Linked DNA regions of Mus musculus: region 1 is linked to region 2. Evidence: chromatin loops called from intact Hi-C (ENCODE). Cell type or tissue: left cerebral cortex. All regions are shown on one strand. Each heading gives the region's core, and the rest is flanking DNA. Links, peaks and the distances in the headings are about the cores only.

Evidence for each region. Hi-C counts contacts between places; a loop is a spot of excess contacts. Peaks named below come from ENCODE experiments on the same cell type or tissue, not always from the same donor. Only the 100,000 strongest peaks of a DNase experiment are listed, where the experiment ranks them.
Region 1: it touches region 2 in a loop (2.4-fold over the local background); 5 of 42 quality-filtered maps call a loop at or near these places.

Annotation. Positions count from the first base shown.
Region 1 is chr12:82,465,632-82,473,963 of GRCm38, reverse strand. No RefSeq gene overlaps it. Among named protein-coding and RNA genes, the nearest start is that of Gm30966, 6.9 kb to the left of the region's middle. In left cerebral cortex, for the core only: CTCF peaks have their summits at 3,766 and 6,159; DNase peaks (open chromatin) are centred at 3,169, 3,764 and 6,117; H3K4me3 peaks cover 1,106 bases; H3K27ac peaks cover 638 bases.
Region 2 is chr12:82,072,313-82,080,644 of GRCm38, reverse strand. It overlaps Gm30799 (a long non-coding RNA gene), which reads right to left. Exons shown (of 7, transcript XR_001780654.1): 3 at 7,018-7,164. Among named protein-coding and RNA genes, the nearest start is that of Gm30799, 6.8 kb to the right of the region's middle. In left cerebral cortex, for the core only: a CTCF peak has its summit at 4,680; DNase peaks (open chromatin) are centred at 5,069, 5,739, 6,524, 7,678 and 6 more places; H3K4me3 peaks cover 221 bases; H3K27ac peaks cover 7,463 bases.

The DNA.
Region 1 (8,332 bases), core at 158-8,157, 390 kb before region 2:
CTGAGGCCCCGTCATGTCATGTAGTTTGTTTGTAAACAGGACCCCTGCCTGCATTCTGGGCTGAGGACCCCATGATGCCTCTCTTGTGTCCCCAGGTTTCATCCAGGGCAGTGGTTCTCAACCTGTGGGTTGCGACCCCTTTGAGGATAAAATGACCTTCTCACAGGGGTCACCTAAGGCCATCAGAAAACACCGATATTTACATTATGATTCATAACAGTAGCATAATTAGAGTTGTGAAATAGCATTGAGAGCAGTTTTTTGGTTGGGGAATCACCATACCATGAGAAACCACATGAAGGGTCGCAGCATAGGAAGGTTGAGAATCACTGCTCTAGGGCTCTGCCTCTCCTTTATGACTGGAATGTTAGGCAGATATAGGCACAGCCTCCAGCCCACCTCATCCAACTGGAGGCATGAAAAGATGTCTTCCATAAAACTCTCTGCTGTTGACAGTCACATACTGGCTGACTGACTGAGAGCCAGGATTCCCTCTGACGGCCTCATCTCATTCCTTATCTTTGCTGGGCACATTGCATCAGCTGGATCCAGTCTCCCTTTGTCAGCATGAAGAAGGGCATGAATGCTTTGTGACACGCAAGGCTGCTCACTTTTAGTATGTCCGATTGTTGTTTCTCTGAGTACTCCCTATTTCTCTGCTCTGCTCGGTCTCCTCTCTTTACATCCCTGCTGCCATGTTTTTTCTATGTTGAATCATCCTCTTGACTTATTCTCATGTTTTCAAGGATCTATAAACAAAACACATTACCAAAAATGTAAATCATAATATAAAAAAGGGATATTCAAATGGGCAGTGTTGTCAGGAAAGCTTTTCCTCTTGAAATAGTCACTAGCATTTCTACTATGGTTTAAAGGACAAACTTCATATTGAATGGCAAGCTGTAAGTTAAGACTACTTCTATAGTTGGAAAGAGGAAGTGGGCCCGCAGGTGATAAATGGGGAAGAGAGGGTGGTGAGTGGTTAAAATGTCTTGTGTCCACACACAAAGCTGTTGTGAGTGTACACAGCTGTGTTAGCTAACATACTATAGCTTCGAAAGCACTTCTAAGAGTCTGATGTCTTTCTTGAAAGTTCTGACATCTAGAGTCAACCTTGCATTTGTATAAAGATTGATCAAATCACTTACCGTTGCCTGCATGGTTACCATTCAGAAGAAACAATGTCTCACTTTAAGCACTACAGAGCAGTCGTTCTTAACCTGTGAGCCGCGACCCCTCTAAGCCGAAGGACCCTTTTAGAGGGGCCATCTAAGACCATCCACATGTCAGCTATTTATATTACCATTCATAACCGTAGGAAAATTACAGTTATAGAGTAGCAACAAAAGTAATTTCACGATCTGGGTCACCATATCCTGAGGAACTGTGCTGTATTAAAGGGGTGCGGTGTTAGGAAGGTTGAGGATCTAGACTTTTACATATATACACAGAAGAATCTGAATTACTCAGAATTTCAGAAACGTCCCTCAGCTGCTGTCTATAACTGCTGTGCACATCACAGAATCAGAACCATGAATTGGGGAGGAAGCACGCTAGCCAGTGTCATTTAGCATGACTGGGAAGTAACTCCATTCTGCACAGAGCCAGTGCTTGGATGCTGAGTGGTACTTGATAAGTTAATTTGTCTCATCTCAGCCATGGGCACTCACACCGAACACTCAAACCCTTCTTACATTAGTGATGTCTGTCTCCAATGTAGGCAGCTCACAGCTCTTAATCTATGAAGCCACTGTCATGGCCTCTTTCTTTGTAAAAACAGAAAACAGCAGCATTACTGCAAAGCCTGGCGGGCGGCAGTGGACAGGTTATCAGTTCAGAGTAACAAGAGATGCTATGTGGACACTGGGAATGTGCCCTGGGTTTCAGAGACACCTGGTGTCTCCTTTCACACCTTATGCCCATGGGTGATCCTTGGGTAGGCGCTGTAAAGAGTGGTGTCCCTCCTGCCCAGGCTGAGTGGCCTCCATGAGCCTGTGCTAGGCCAGGCATGGAGAAATAAGAAGGTATGAGAATGGCCCAAGCTCAGAAGGGAGACAGACCTTTTCAGGTTCCTACAATGGTCACAGCACTTGGGGGGCTGGGGAGGTGACCCTTGAACATCTAATAAGTGAGCAGGGGACTTCAGGCTGGGCATCTCCTTTCAGACCCCCCAGCTCCTATGTCGGAGCAGGAGGGCAGGAGACCATTTGGGTAGCTACCGAAATTGGACTCTCCTTTCAGCTTAGCCACACTAGGCTGGGTCTGGAGCATGAAGGGAGGGAAACAACGAGACATTTCTTATGCCCATTTTATTCATTATAGCAAGGATCTATGTAGGCATATATTTTTCACAACCTACTTTAATAAGAGTTCGACTTCCCCTCTAGCAGAGGTAGTGGAAAAGAAAGGTTATTAGGATAGGGGTGAAGTGGACCTCTTTAGAAATAGTTCTTTGGGGGCGATTCCCATCTTCATTGTTTTCTGTCAACTAGCAAACACCAAACATAAATCAGCAACTGCAGTCCAGTCCAGTTGGCAGGCAACACACCGGGAACAGCAAAGGCAGTTCACTCCAGGGGATAAGGTGAGGTTTGCCAATCGGCCAAGTCCAGTGACCAGAAGTCGCAGGACTCTCACAAGAAGTTATTTTGGTGGGTTTCTCTCTATGAGGTCACTACAAGCGAACTTCAGCAATGCAATGGAAGGTGAACCAATCTATGCGTGTCATCAGCGAAGGCTTGCAAGGCAGTGGAGGCAAAGCAGCTGGCGCTCCCACTCTCTGTGGGGCCATATTTATATTCTTTCTAAACATTGGGCATCCTTTCACCTGTTTGCTATAGCAAAACATCCTCTCACCTGTGTCTCCTTCATCAAAACATTCTCTCACGTGTCTGCTTTAGCAAGACATCCTTTCCCCTGATTGTCCCAGCAAAACATTATAACCCAAGTCTTCAAAGAAACCAGAAATTTCCACTTTAGATCTACTACATACATGTAATGAATCCTGATGCCTGACCCTTTTCTCTCCCCCTCGTTGGTTTTTCTTGTTTGATTTGTCTTGCGTTTTAAACAAGATCTCCTCCTCTGTAGCCCAGGCTGAACACAGCCTTAACCAGATCCCTCCTGTTGCAGCCTGAGTGCGGGAATTACAAGCATGCGCTGACGTCACCCCTGCTTTCCTCCAATCATGGAGAACCGCATCAGCGGCTTCATCGACATCAGCGTTTGATGCCGCTGGACCGCCTTTAAAGGAAGGGGTAGTATGTGTTTCTGCACCTCAAAGCCTAGCAGTCTATCTAAGATCACTCTATGCTTTCTGACTTCCCTGCCCCATAATTCCCAGGGGCAGCTTTCCAACGGCTTCCCTCCGCAGTGATGTTGAGGTTTACAAAAGCTGGAAGTGCCTTCCGGGGGGTGGGGGTGGGGGGAGGAATCTCCACAGAGATTCTTTCCTTCTTGCCCTGGAGCAGAAATAACCTATCACCCCCACCCCCACCCCCACTCCCTCCCCGCCACGACTCCCTTCCCTCCTCCCCGGTTCACACAGCAAGACCTCTTTTTTCTCCGCCCTCTAGAGTTTCCACCACCAAAAAAAATATTTTTTTTTAAAAAAGATGCAGTACTGAAGGGGTCAGTTTGGCCAGTCCCACTCCTTAGCGCAGACTCTGATGGGGCTATGGTACTTCTTGAAACTGAAAGCGGGAGAGACGCCTGCTTGTAGCCATTAAGGAAACAGCCCAACTGGCTTGGATGCCGGCCCAAACACAGACAGCAGAGGACGCTCACAGCATGCTGTTAAGCCTGCACGGGTGCAAGTTGGTGCTGGGGGACGTTCTGGCTCCGGAAAGTTCAGTACTAAAGTGAATGGCTACACACATACCCATGGCATCTTCTCTCCTTGGCCCCTCTGTGATTTTCTCCTAAACTCACAACCTACATCGCTATCACATGCCACCTTTTGTGTTCCTGACAAGCAGCCTGGAAGCTGGGGACATGAACTTCGTTTCTAATTTTGTAGAGATCTTTCCTCCTATGAAACTTCTCTCCCTCCTCCTTCTGAACTTTGAACTGTAAAACTGTCAGAAGAGCATGGGGTGGGGGGGGGGGAATTCCGCTGGGAGCGGAAGTCTCTGAGCAGCAGGTTTTGGTAATGAGGCTACTCACCTCTTTAGTGAGCTATCTAAAGAGACCTTGATTTTGGTTTTGGCTGGTGTAGAGGGGAGTCATTTAAGTAAATCTAATTGACTCTTTCTTCTCCACCCACCCACCAAAGGAAAGAGGGTGACCCCAACTCATGCCTCAGTGAAGCCCGTGAGTTACCGTCCTTTGCTGGTTCAGCCCACACAGAGGAACTGCTATGGGTCCCACGAATACTGCACATTCACTCTCAGAGCATCACAGAGTCTCTGCCCCAGGTTTAACGGGATGCTAGAGATCTCAGCAGCTTGCTGAGGTGGAGAGACCCACCCTGGATAATGTTCATCAAGGGATTCCAGGTCTGTCTCTGCCTTGTCCCTCCCAACAAAGCCTGGACTAAAGGAATGGGGAAAATAAATGGTGTGAGGGGGCAGGCACAACCTTGAAGAAATGTATAGTCTGGACTAAAGCCTCAGAACCAGCTGACACTCCCAGAGCTGCGGCATCCAATTTGAAAACAACGGGGATAGTCTATTGGGTGGCCACAGGTCTTGTCCGCAGCTTATCAGCACAATGGGGGCCTCACTGAGACATATGACACTCCTGGAGGGATAGTGGCTATTGTGAAGGCTAACCCGGCATTAAAACTCTTCAACAGATGAAAACAACCGGTGAAAAGATGAAAATTGACCTGAGACAATGACAAGTCTCATTCCAACCCTAAGAAAAATGTCCTAGTATTGGATGCCTGTGAACTCAGGCCGACGCAGCCTTGAGCTATGTCAGGTGATCAAAAACAACATTCTAGCCTTAAGTGATAAGAATCTTATCAAACCCATAACCAAGCAGCAACATTGTGTTCATTTCGGCTCTTGGAACAGAATCCAGGTAAAGGTTGTAACTGAGAAGCTACTGAGACGAGAGGCCAAGCAGGTGCCATCCAGTGAGAAGCTGGAACGCGCTTAGTGCTGGAGGAAGCATCAAGGAGGAAGAAGCCATCTCTAAAGAGAAAGAGAAGGGTTTTCCTCGGGGTCCTGGGGACAAGGTCCGGCACAGAAGGCTAGAGGTCTGGTGAGTGCAGAGATTTAGAATCCAACTGAAATGAGTACAAACTTGTGAGAGTGAGGGGCTGACTCCTTGGTTTCTGGGTCCTGTCTTCCCTGGCCGGAAAGCAGGGATGTGGTGTGTTCTTGGCAGAGTGCCAGGATTGCAAGGCCTTCAAGAGTGTGCCTCTGGATGGAAGCTGGAGAGAGGTGGAGCCTGAGTTGGTGTAGAACTTCGTAACACTGCAAAAAAGAACATTTGAGGCAGATTGCGACTGTGACTCTTGGCTGTCAGTAAGGCTGAAAAGGTGACTTCCTGTACTTGCCTGCACTGGCTGATTGTATTTTAGGCATTTGCTGTCTCCTCTGCAGAGAGTTTAGGGTCGAGCTCTCCCTGCCTTTGACCATCAGAGAGCTGTGCCTGGTGGGATGAGGGTCCTTTCCACCGCTGTTCTACAGGATAATCCAAAAGCAGGGCTAAAGTGCCAAAGTAGGTCAGGGTGAGATTGTCCCTAACGTGACACAATGGTCAGCCCTGAACCTTTAAGTGATGCTCAGCCTTCAACAGCACACAAACTGTGGAGACAGAGTGGCTAGGCACAGTTAGAAGTTGACAGGCATTCACACTGGAAGTGGCTGTTCCTTCTCTCTTTGGACAACATGCTTCTCAGAGGGGACACAGTGACACCAGGAGGCACTCATCACCAAGGTCACCATGGATCTCATTCACTGTCTTTTGGCCTAGTTGAGATTACTCAAGTCTGCTCCTAGCTGTTCCTTAGGAGTAGGCTAGTCCTCTGGCAAGCTAAGGCTTTGGGTGCAGCTGATACAGGGTGCTTGAGAGAGGTGGAGGTAGTTAGAACAGATCTCCCACACTGAGCAGCACACACACACACACACACACACACACACACACACACACACGGGACTTCACACATAGCCAGGCTGCCTCTTAGTACCACCAGACAGCAGGCAGAGGGAGTCACAGCTCTGCGAACTTGAATCCTGGCTCATCCCTTCCCTGGCAACAGAAGTGTGGTTCTCATGGGTGCTGCAGAGAAAATCAGGAGTGTGACTTCCCAGGGCCACCTCCCTCCTCACTGCCCTCCAGGCATTTGCCCTTCTGCTAAGTCCTTAGGTGGCCTCAAGGAGGTCATAAGGTGTCCTAGTTTATTCCCTCGGTTGCTATGGTAAAAACGCGGACCAAAAGCAACTTGGAGAGGAAAGGTTTTATTTGACTTACACTTCCTCAGCACTGTCCATCGTTGTGGGATGCAAGACAGAAGTCAAGGCTGGAGCAGAAGCTGAAGTTGCTTTCTGGCTTGCTTCCCATGGCTTACTCAGTTTGCTTTCTTATATAATCCAGGCCTACCGGTCCAGGGGTTGCACTGCCCACTGTGGTCTGGGTCCTTCCCACATCAATCATTAATCAAGAAAAAGGCCCATAGACATGATTACAGGCCAGTCTGATAGAGGCAACTTCTCAGTTGAGTCTCTCTCTTCCCACATGTCCTGGATGTTTGTGTGTGTGTGTGTGTGTGTGTGTGTGTGTTAACTTGAAACAAGCCAGAGCATCCCTCCATCAGCTCCTGCCTCCAGGTTCCAGCCCTGCCTGAGTTCCTGTCCTAACTTCTTCCAGTGATGGACTATGATCCGGAAGTGTAAGCCGTTCCTTCCCAACTTGCTTTTGGGTCAAGGTGTTTTTATCGCCGTAATAAAATCCCTAATTAAGATCAATTGGTACCAGTGTCGTGAGGTATTGCTGTGACAGCCCTGACCACAGTTTGAGAAAGACTGTGGAAGGACTTTGAAACTTTGGGTGAGAAGAGCCATTGGGTGTAAGAGCTCTGGGGGATGATCTGTAGGATCTTGGAAGATAATGTTGAGAACAGTGCAAATGATAGAGACCTGGCTTGTGAATTTTCAGAGGGAAGATTAAAGACTATCAGGATTGTTTGCTACTTTAAGATTCTGTGAGGATTCTTAGCGTGGGCTGAAGATTCAGCTGTGATTAACAAGATACTAGAACTACTAAAGCAAAATATTTGCATTACTGGGACAATTGGTGCTGGGTAGCTGGAGCTAAGGAATTAGCAATGATTAAGAAGAGACCAATGGGCTGGAAAGATGACTCAGTGGTTAAGAGCACTGATTGCTCTTCCAGAAGTCCTAAGTTCAATTCCCAGCAACCACATGGTGGCTCACAACCATCTGTAATGGGATCTGATGCCTTCCTAAGACAGCTACAGTGTACTCATATACATAAAAATAAATATTTAATATATATCTATATATGTGTATATATGTATATATGTGTGTGTATATATGTATGTATATTGTTGGGAGCCGCGCCCACATTCGCCGTTACAAGATGGCGCTGACAGCTGTGTTCTAAGTGGTAAACAAATAATCTGCGCATGTGCCAAGGGTATCTTATGACTACTTGTGCTCTGCCTTCCCCGTGACGTCAACTCGGCCGATGGGCTGCAGCCAATCAAGGAGTGACACGTCCGAGGCGAAGGAGAATGCTCCTTAAGAGGGACGGGGTTTTCGTTTTTCTCTCTCTCTTGCTTCTCTCTCTCTTGCTTCGCTCTCTTGCTTCTCTCTCTTGCTTCTCTCTCTTGCTTTTTCGCTCTCTTGCTTCTTGCTCTCTTGCTTCTTGCACTCTGTTCCTGAAGATGTAAGAATAAAGCTTTGCCGCAGAAGATTCTGGTCTGTGGTGTTCTTCCTGGCCGGTCGTGAGAACGCGTCTAATAACAATTGGTGCCGAATTCCGGGACGAGAAAAAAACTCGGGACTGGCGCAAGGAGGATCCCTCATTCCGGAACCAGAACTGCGGATCACGTTTATAAAGGTTCCCGTAACACAGACTGTTGAGAAGGATTCAACTGCCGAATTCAGAACTCATCAGCTGGGGAACGACGGTGATAAAGGTTCCCGTAAAGCAGACTGTTGAGAAGGATTCAACTGCCGAATTCAGAACTCATCAGCTGGGGAACGACGGTGATAAAGGTTCCCGTAAAGCAGACTGTTAAGAAGGATTCAACTGTATGAATTCAGAACTTTTCAGCTGGGGAACGAGGTAAGTCTGATCTTGAACTTTCTAACGAAATTCAAGACAGTCTATCAGAAGTAAAGTGGAATATGTTTGG
Region 2 (8,332 bases), core at 29-8,028:
ATTCTGTTGTCTTCTCCCACCCTCTTCCAAGTGTCCCCGGGGTGCACAGCATTGTGAGACCACCATTTTCATCCTTGCAAGAGGTACTCAGATTTCCAAAGCTGAAAAACATATTTATTACATAACAGCAAGACATAAGCCCAAACAGCTCGATGCTGGGCTCTTAAACATAGCAACAGCAGAGAGCTTTTCTGGGCTTGAGGAGGAACATTCAAATGTCTCCTAATTTCAGCAATTTTTTTTTCTGGTCTATAGAATAGAAAGCCTAAAAACAGCACAAAGGTAGCTCAGGGCATTCATAGAAACCCCACCCCTATACCAGACACTAGTGAGCGAGGGGGAGGAGAGAGAGCAGAAAGCCCAGTACACTGGCTGTTGGAACTCGCAGGCAGATATTTTGTTTCTTGTTTACTGACCAGGCTGGAAGGAAAGGAACAAAAAAGGAACAAGGAAGGGAGGAACAAGGAAGAAGGAAGGAGCCCATGACCCCCTTCCTGTCTCGTTCTTGGTTTCTTGACACTGTGGTAGGAAGAGCTGGGTCCATCACACCTTCTCTGGGATAACTGACTGACAGATCTGACCCTCTGAACTGAGCTAAGCCTCTCCTTCCTTCAGGTTGCCTTGTCACGTTTTAGCTCACAGCGATGCAGGAGTAGCTAAGTCACTCTCTGGGTTCAGAGGGTGGTGGTTGGGATTTCTATGCTTTTGTCTGCGTGTTCCTCCAGGAGAGACTGTCCTCACTACTGGGACTATCTGAGGACGTCTCACTGGAGGCTCTGTCTGCCATGAATAGAGTCTATTTGCAACAAGAACTCCCCTGCCCCCTGGGCCCCGGATTTGGGGATCCACGCTGAACTTTATTGGTTTTCTTCATGCACCCTTAGGGTTGTTCCATCCCCAGTCACATCTGTCAGGCCTGCCACCTGGCAGGACCTTCCTCCACTCCCATCCTGTGCATCCTCACCACTGAAGACCTTGACTCCAGCTTTCTGGGTCAGGCCTGAGTGGTGGCGGGTGAGGAGGGCTTTCATATTACAGTTGTTTCTGAGCCTTGTCATATGTCAGACTGACTGAACATTCACTGACCATTCGCAGTATGTCTTCACAATGTTAGATGATTTTTGTCCTGTTCTGCTTGATCTGAGAGACCTCTCCAGTCCATCAAAGGGTTAAGTGATTTTTGGTTGAGAAGACAGGGGCTTTTCTCCAGATAGAACACATATTTAGAAACTGGACTCTTAGCCGTTGCTTGTGCTATATGCAAAGAAGTAATTAGTTCTGCTGAACTCCATCCACATCAAGGCTTACTACTCTTTTACTTTCCCCACTGTTTTGATTAAATACCCTGACACAGGGCTGGAGAGATGGCTCAGAGGTCAAGAGCACTGGTTGCTCTTGCAAGGGACCAGGGTTTGATTCCTTACATCCATATGGTGGCTCACAGCCATCCCTAACCCCAGGTCCAGGGGATCTGATGCCCTCTTCTGGCCTCCACAGGCCCCCAGCATGCATATGGCTCACATATTATAGGCAGACAAAGCACCCAGACATAGAAAATTAAAAAGATAAAATAAACCTTGATAAAAGCAATTTAAAGAAGAAAGGGTTTGTTTCCATCAACCTAATCCAGGCAGCTCCTTAAGAGCCTGCTCTTCCAGGTGATTTCCATCAAGTTGACAGTTGTGATTAGCCAACACAATGACAAAAATCACCCAAAGGCATGCCAATGCACCTTAAACTATATCCTAGTGGGATTAACTATTTGATTCATGGTGCTTAAATCATTGCCTTTATGTTTAATATAAGAAGGGTGGTTGAAAGATTCATTGAGCATATTGATTAGTTTCTGAGTGCAAAGGTACTGAGCCAAGAGATATGAGCATGCTCCTGTCCCTAACTTCTCTGAGACTTTAGAGTCTGGGGGAGGAAGTTAAGTGCGAAGCCCAGAGGTAACTAAATGCAGCCTGTAGCACAATGACTCCGTGTGCAAGCTCACGCGCTGGAGGGGTTTTACTGAAATGGCCTAAGGGCTATCCCAAGTGTCTGGTGGAAAAGGCCCACTGTGAAGTGGTGGGCAGTGGAGTCAGTTCCGGAGGCTGAGGAGGAAGCTGGAAGGTTGGGGAGGAGCCCTCCTGCTCTAAACTGAAGACGTCCCTGAAAGAAACTGTGTGAAACCCCAGGAAGAAAATTACTCAACTCCTTTTGATTCTTTGGCTTTTAACCTAGCAGGGTGTAAATGGAACGGAGACAGGGATGCTGGCTAGGGGCAGCACCTCCACCATCAGGAGGAGAAGCATCCGCTGGAGGAAAGGTGCTGTCAAGAGCATACGGTTGTCTCCCCCTGAGATGTGAGAGAAAGTGGGGGGCACTGAAAACAGCCACCAAGGCTGTAACAACTGGGTCTCTGGTCTCTGGTGACAAGCGGGGCCATGATGGAGGCTCCTGTTATACAAAAGGCTGATGGTTCTGTAGTTGTCATTCCTGTAGGCGGAAAAGTGTGTGGGGAGGGATCTGGGAAGCATGTACCAGTGGGGGAAGAGAGGAGAATTTGTCTTGGAAAAAGGCGTGTTTGTATGCCTGCTTGTATGCCTGCTCTTAGCTGGAGACATTTCTGCAGCTCAACTTTAATGTTTCTGTCACTAGGCATTTGGTTGCTTCTATGACTACGATCCAGTTATAAATAAATAAATAACAAAAACAAAATCAAAAGCCGTTGGTGAGAGTCAGTAGATCCTTATCCCACTTGCTGACACTGTATACTGCTTTTCGCCTTTGTCACCAGCTCATGAGCTCAAACCTTAGGGGACAACCTTAGGGACAGGCAGTTCATCGCATTACAGGGATATCAGAAAAGGTTTCTCAGCTGGGCGTGGTGATTCATACCAACAACCTCAGCACCAGGAGGTTGAGGTACAATGATTGCTGCAAGTTCAAGGCCAGCCCAGGCTACCTAGTGAGTTCCAAGCCAACTCAAGTAACAAGGTGAGACCTTTGCTCAAAATGAAAGCAATCAAGGGCTGTGGGTGGAGCTCTGTGGGTAGAGAGCTTGCCTCACTCTGGGGTCAACCCCAGCACTGAATTGACTGGGTGTGTTCGTAGACGTCCATGATCCCAGCACTCAGGAGGTGGAGGGAGAGAAAAGGAAACAAACAGGGAGTTCGAGGCCAGCATGGACCTGAGACCCTCTACGGGAGAAGGAGAAAAGCTCTCCATGCTCTGTGGACTAGAGAAATGATTGAAAAATCACATCGTTTTCCAAACTCCCAGGAAATGAGGAAATAGTGATGCCCAAGATGTACACACCATGGTCCTTACTCTGTCACTCAGTTGGTTTTTTGGGTTTTTTTTTTTTTTTGTAACTCAGCGTTAACAGCAGTCTATACACTTGAACATTGCAGAGTGGATTTTAAGTGTTCACAACACAAAGAAATGGGTGTGAAGCAATGCATATGTTAAACAACTAGCTATCCCACACTGTGTGCATGAATTAAAATATGAACACCATAAAGGCACGCATCATTTTTACGTTACCGATTTTGAAAAAAGCACGGAGTCTCAAAGGGAAAATGTGGCACTGAAGACATTGTGTTAAAGGCTCCTTTTCTTTGTGCACTGAGGCTGAGAGTAGATGTCAGCTGCTACGTGTTGAGGAATGGTGTCGGCAGCCAGCTATCTGGGGGCAATCGGGTCGACTGACTGTGCAAGCTGTTCCCAGCTGTGCAAGTTCCAATGATTTAAATACCTCTTGATCCCTATGTCCTTATATGGGAAAATATATATAGTATGTGACATATAATATAGAAGGCATAGTGGAACATAATACTGTCTATCAGGTAGAGTGTAATAATGGGATGATAAAGCCAGGTGTAAAAACTTAGAAGGTGATGAGGTAGTCCCTAAAGTGAGAGGCTGGCCTGGGCTACAGTAAGACCCTATCTCAAAAAACAAAAACAGGGCGAATGAGAGAGAGAGAGGGAGAGAGAGAGAGAAAGTTAGACTAAAGAATTTCAGTAAACCCTTAGCTCATTGTGTGGTACACCGAGGAGCCCAAGGAAGACGGTTGCAAGAGCGAGGACAGGAGAGACCAGGATGAAGCAAGCTTCTAGGGCTCGGGCTTTGTGGGCTTGGTTCAGAACTGGCTCTCAGGAGATGCCTGAAGCAGAGTACAACCTTAGTGGAGAAGAACTTGGGGAAGGGGAAGGAAGGCAGGAGAGAGAGGGGAGGAGGGAGAGGGAGGAGGGAGAGGGAGGAGGGAGAGGGAGGAGGGAACAAAGGACAGAGAGTGCCAATGCCTAAATGGTGGAGATTCCACATGATAAACCCCAACTTTGCCCTGCCTTTGGGGGGCCCATAGAACTAATGGACTTGGGATGGAATCTGCTCAAAAGCGCCCTGGAAGTCAGTGGGAGGCTTATGTAACTGTTTGTACTTGCGAGCTCCAGTGAAAAGTAAGGATGCCTGTCTCTGCCTGCAGGGCAAGAAGGTGCTGGCTCATCTGCCCTCTGCCTCATCTGGTCCAGCGCTACTGGATGGGCCCTCCCATGGTCTTGCAGACGCCTTCCAGAAAGGGAGCCCTTGAACAGGTAGGGAGTGGATGTGAGAAAATGCTGGAAGGCAGGGCCTGGCAGGGAGAACTGGATGTTCCACCCTCGACAAAACACATCCCACATCTTCCACCAGAGGCAAGGGAACCTGGATTCTGAGGCTGGGTGCTGGAGGCGGTGCAGGCGGCCAGGCTTACAGAGACGTGATACCCATGAAGGCAGCTGAAAACTGTAAACTGTAGATGCACAGCTCTGTTAGTTATTAGCACGGGAGGAGAAAAACATCAGGAACAGAGACCCAGCAGCTTGCTTCACTGCGCCTGTGCCGGAAAGGCCACTGACCTTTTGAGACCCGCATTGCATTTGTAAAAACAAACAAGAAGGGCTTCCCAGCCTCATGCCTAGTCAGAAGCCTTCCATCCCTTGCTCCTCTGGGGCCCAGGTTTTTACTTGATTTGCATGTTGCTCGATATGACATATTTTCCAAATTTCAGATAATGACTTACATATTTGTTTGGTTTTGTTTTTGAGACACAGTCTCATTCTGGAGCCCAGCTGGCCTTGAACATATGCTTCAACCTCCCAAGTGCTGGGACTGTGGGCGTGAACCTCTTTGTCCAGCTACTTGGATAACTTCTAACTCAGCACAGGATAAACTTTCTGAAGACAGAGAACTTGTGTGTGTGTATGTGTGTGTGTGTGTGTGTGTGTGTGTGTGTGAGAGAGAGAGAGAGAGAGAGAGAGAGAGAGAGAGAGAGATTGTTAATAACTATTCCTTTTCAGTCATTCACTGTTCACTTACTGAGTTTGTAGACTCCAGGAATATGGCAGGGGGCATCTTGAAAATATACATATACATATACATATACATATACGTACACGTACACGTACACGTACACATACACATACACATACACATACACATACACATACACATACACATATACATATACATACGCATATGCATATACATACACATACATAAGCATTTGCTCTGCATGTGCTTAAACAAAAGACAGGGAGCACTGTTCATGGTGGGTAGTGTTAATGGTATACTCTAGAATGAGACAAAGTCAGTTGCCCTGGGAATGCCCCACCCCCATCCCATGTCTGGAGCTCCTTTACCATAAGTATCCTGCAAGTGTTAAGAAAGATTGCGTAAGCACTGAGAAGATGGCTTCCCTCAGCTCCATTGGCTCCCTCGGTAAAGTATTTGCCATACAAGCATGAAGACCTGAGTGTGGATCCTCAGCACCACAATAAAAAGCCAGTACTGTGTAATTAATGTACTTGAAGTTCCAGCGCTGGGGAGGCGGACAAAGGGACCCCTGGGACTTGCTGACCAGACAGTCTAGCTGGATTGGCACGTTCCAGGTTCAGTGAATGCTCTTATATCAAGTAATAAGGCAGAGAAGGCACATGAGCATGTACACAAGTATATAACACCACCCACTCATGCTAACATACATGTGGTAAACATGGAAACACTACGCGTGGTCTTTACATGGTAAAGCCTTACAGTCTACCACCGTCCTTCTCCCCTCTGCATTTCCTGGTCCCTGAAGGTCAGAAGGTTGAGACTGATTCTGTTCAACAAGATGGAAGCAAAAGTGTTGGCGTTCACATCCAGGCTCTTGGATGACTCCTACTGCTATTGGGACAAAAGGAGCTTAAGATGGTGTCTCTCCATCATGTGTCCAAAGAGAAGGCTAAGATGGTGTCTCTCCATCATGTGTCCAAAGAGAAGGCTAAGATGGTGTCTCTCCATCATGTGTCCAAAGAGAAGGCTAAGATGGTGTCTCTCCATCATGTGTCCAAAGAGAAGAAGGCTTGCATGAGGCAGAAGACATCCTCTTAGGGCAGGAAGCGTTTAGAGCATACGCCTTGGTTCTCTTAAGAAACTCAGACTTAGGGATCATTCCCACCCCACCCCTGCAGTAAGATCTCCGAGGTGGAGACCATTTATTAGACTTAGCACAGGGTAAGGAGTGAATGGCAAAAAGAGAGCTAGCAAGAGGAATGTGCACGGCTTGCCAGGGCTTTTTCCTCTAGCAGAGCTCACAGGGAAGACTCAAAGGCCAGATTGTTTGCTCCCAAAGAAGGTTTTCTTTTTCCCTCAAGACCCTTTCCACAGCAGGAGAGATATTGCCCTTCCCATATAAGAAAACTACGCTGGTTCCTTTCCATGTGACTCCGGTAATCTGGAGATGAGACACTGGAGGACTCTTGGGCCCAGAGTCAGGACACATGGAATCTTTGACTTCTCAAGCCCCTTCCCTCAGCGTGCCTCACACACAGGAGACATTTGCAGCCGTACTGGGAGCCCAAGCAGAAACACGAACCAGATCCCCAAGATAGAGAAGGCACAGGTGCTACTCTTTCTTTGGACCACAAACTCTGCCATGCCTCTGAGTCTCCCCGGACACTTACTTACAGATGGTCATAGCACCCCAGAATTTCCAATGTAATTTACCTGGGGTCTGGTGGGGAATGTGGATTCCAGCAAACTCCAAGGTGATGCTTGCCTGCTGAGACGGTAAGGGGAGCACACCTCTAAGATTAGCCTTATGCTTCCTTTAGCCACCGATGAGATGGGGAAGCTCATTTTTCCGCCAGAAATCTGCAACAAGAAGGATGAAGGAAAGGTATATTTTCAAGAGGAGAATCTGAGAAAGAAACCAGTTTGAGAGCCTGCTGCTCAGAGAGGAAGGGCTGCACTGAGAGCCAGAGAACCCAGCGGTCAATATGGGTTCAATGGCAACTGTAGGGAGGGAACATCTTACAGAGTCAGGACTCAGAGACCAAAGTCCTACAGCCATTAAGCCATGGTGCTGCTGGCAGTGGCCAAGATAAGCCACCCAGAAGTTAGCAGAAGCAGATCTGACAGCTCTTGAGAGAACCTTCCAGTCTTCTGGGTAGGTAAGTCCTTCCTAGAGCTCTGCCTGGTGCATTATCTTTACCGGGTCTGACCCAGGGCAGAAAGCCACGAGGCAGTGGAAAGTGCATATCGTCTCCCCGCTGCCTTATTATCTGTGGTCTCCAGCAGGGTTGTGCTGTGCCAAGGGTTAGCGTGGGTGGCCGTGATTCATTCAGACTCGTGGGGAAGCAGATGCTGCTGCTGCCACCAGTGCTGCCACGGAAACGGGCTAAATAAATCCCAGATCCTTGGAGAGGGCAGAGAACAAGCTGCCTGCAGCCAGTACGCCAGGCTGCTCCGGATGGGTTCTGGGTTCTTCCAGTGTGATGAGTGTACAGCCTGCCGGGAGTCCTCAGCATTGGAGCTGGCTGGAGACCCAGGTGGAGATCAGCGGCACCACAGGCGTTTCTAGTAACGGGACTGTGTGATAAAGGACGAACACAAGGCACAGTGTCTGGCGATATCGCAGAGTTGCAGGTTGATGAGTTCACATGGACCCCCGTTCTGAAATCCGTGGGGCTTTTATGTTTAATATTGGGGGTAGCGTCCTTAGCAATACACTGTGCTGTCCCCAAGAGCCACAGGGAGCCTCCAGCCAGGCACCTTCACCCCCTACACTAGTAGAACAAGTCGCCACGGGCTCCGCTATCAGGCAGTAGGAAACCCAAGAGTAGCCTAGAAACCCACCATTACAGGCTTGCAAACAGAACCAGAATTTGGCCTCATGGGTTTTCAGAGCAGCCCTCCCCTGAACAAGGAGGCCATTACTACAGAAGTCCCTTTAACTGGAGCTCACAACTGACCCCAGCAATAACGGAAAAGTCCCGAGGTTCTCTCTGTCCCCAGTAGCCATCCAGGTCCCTCCTTATGG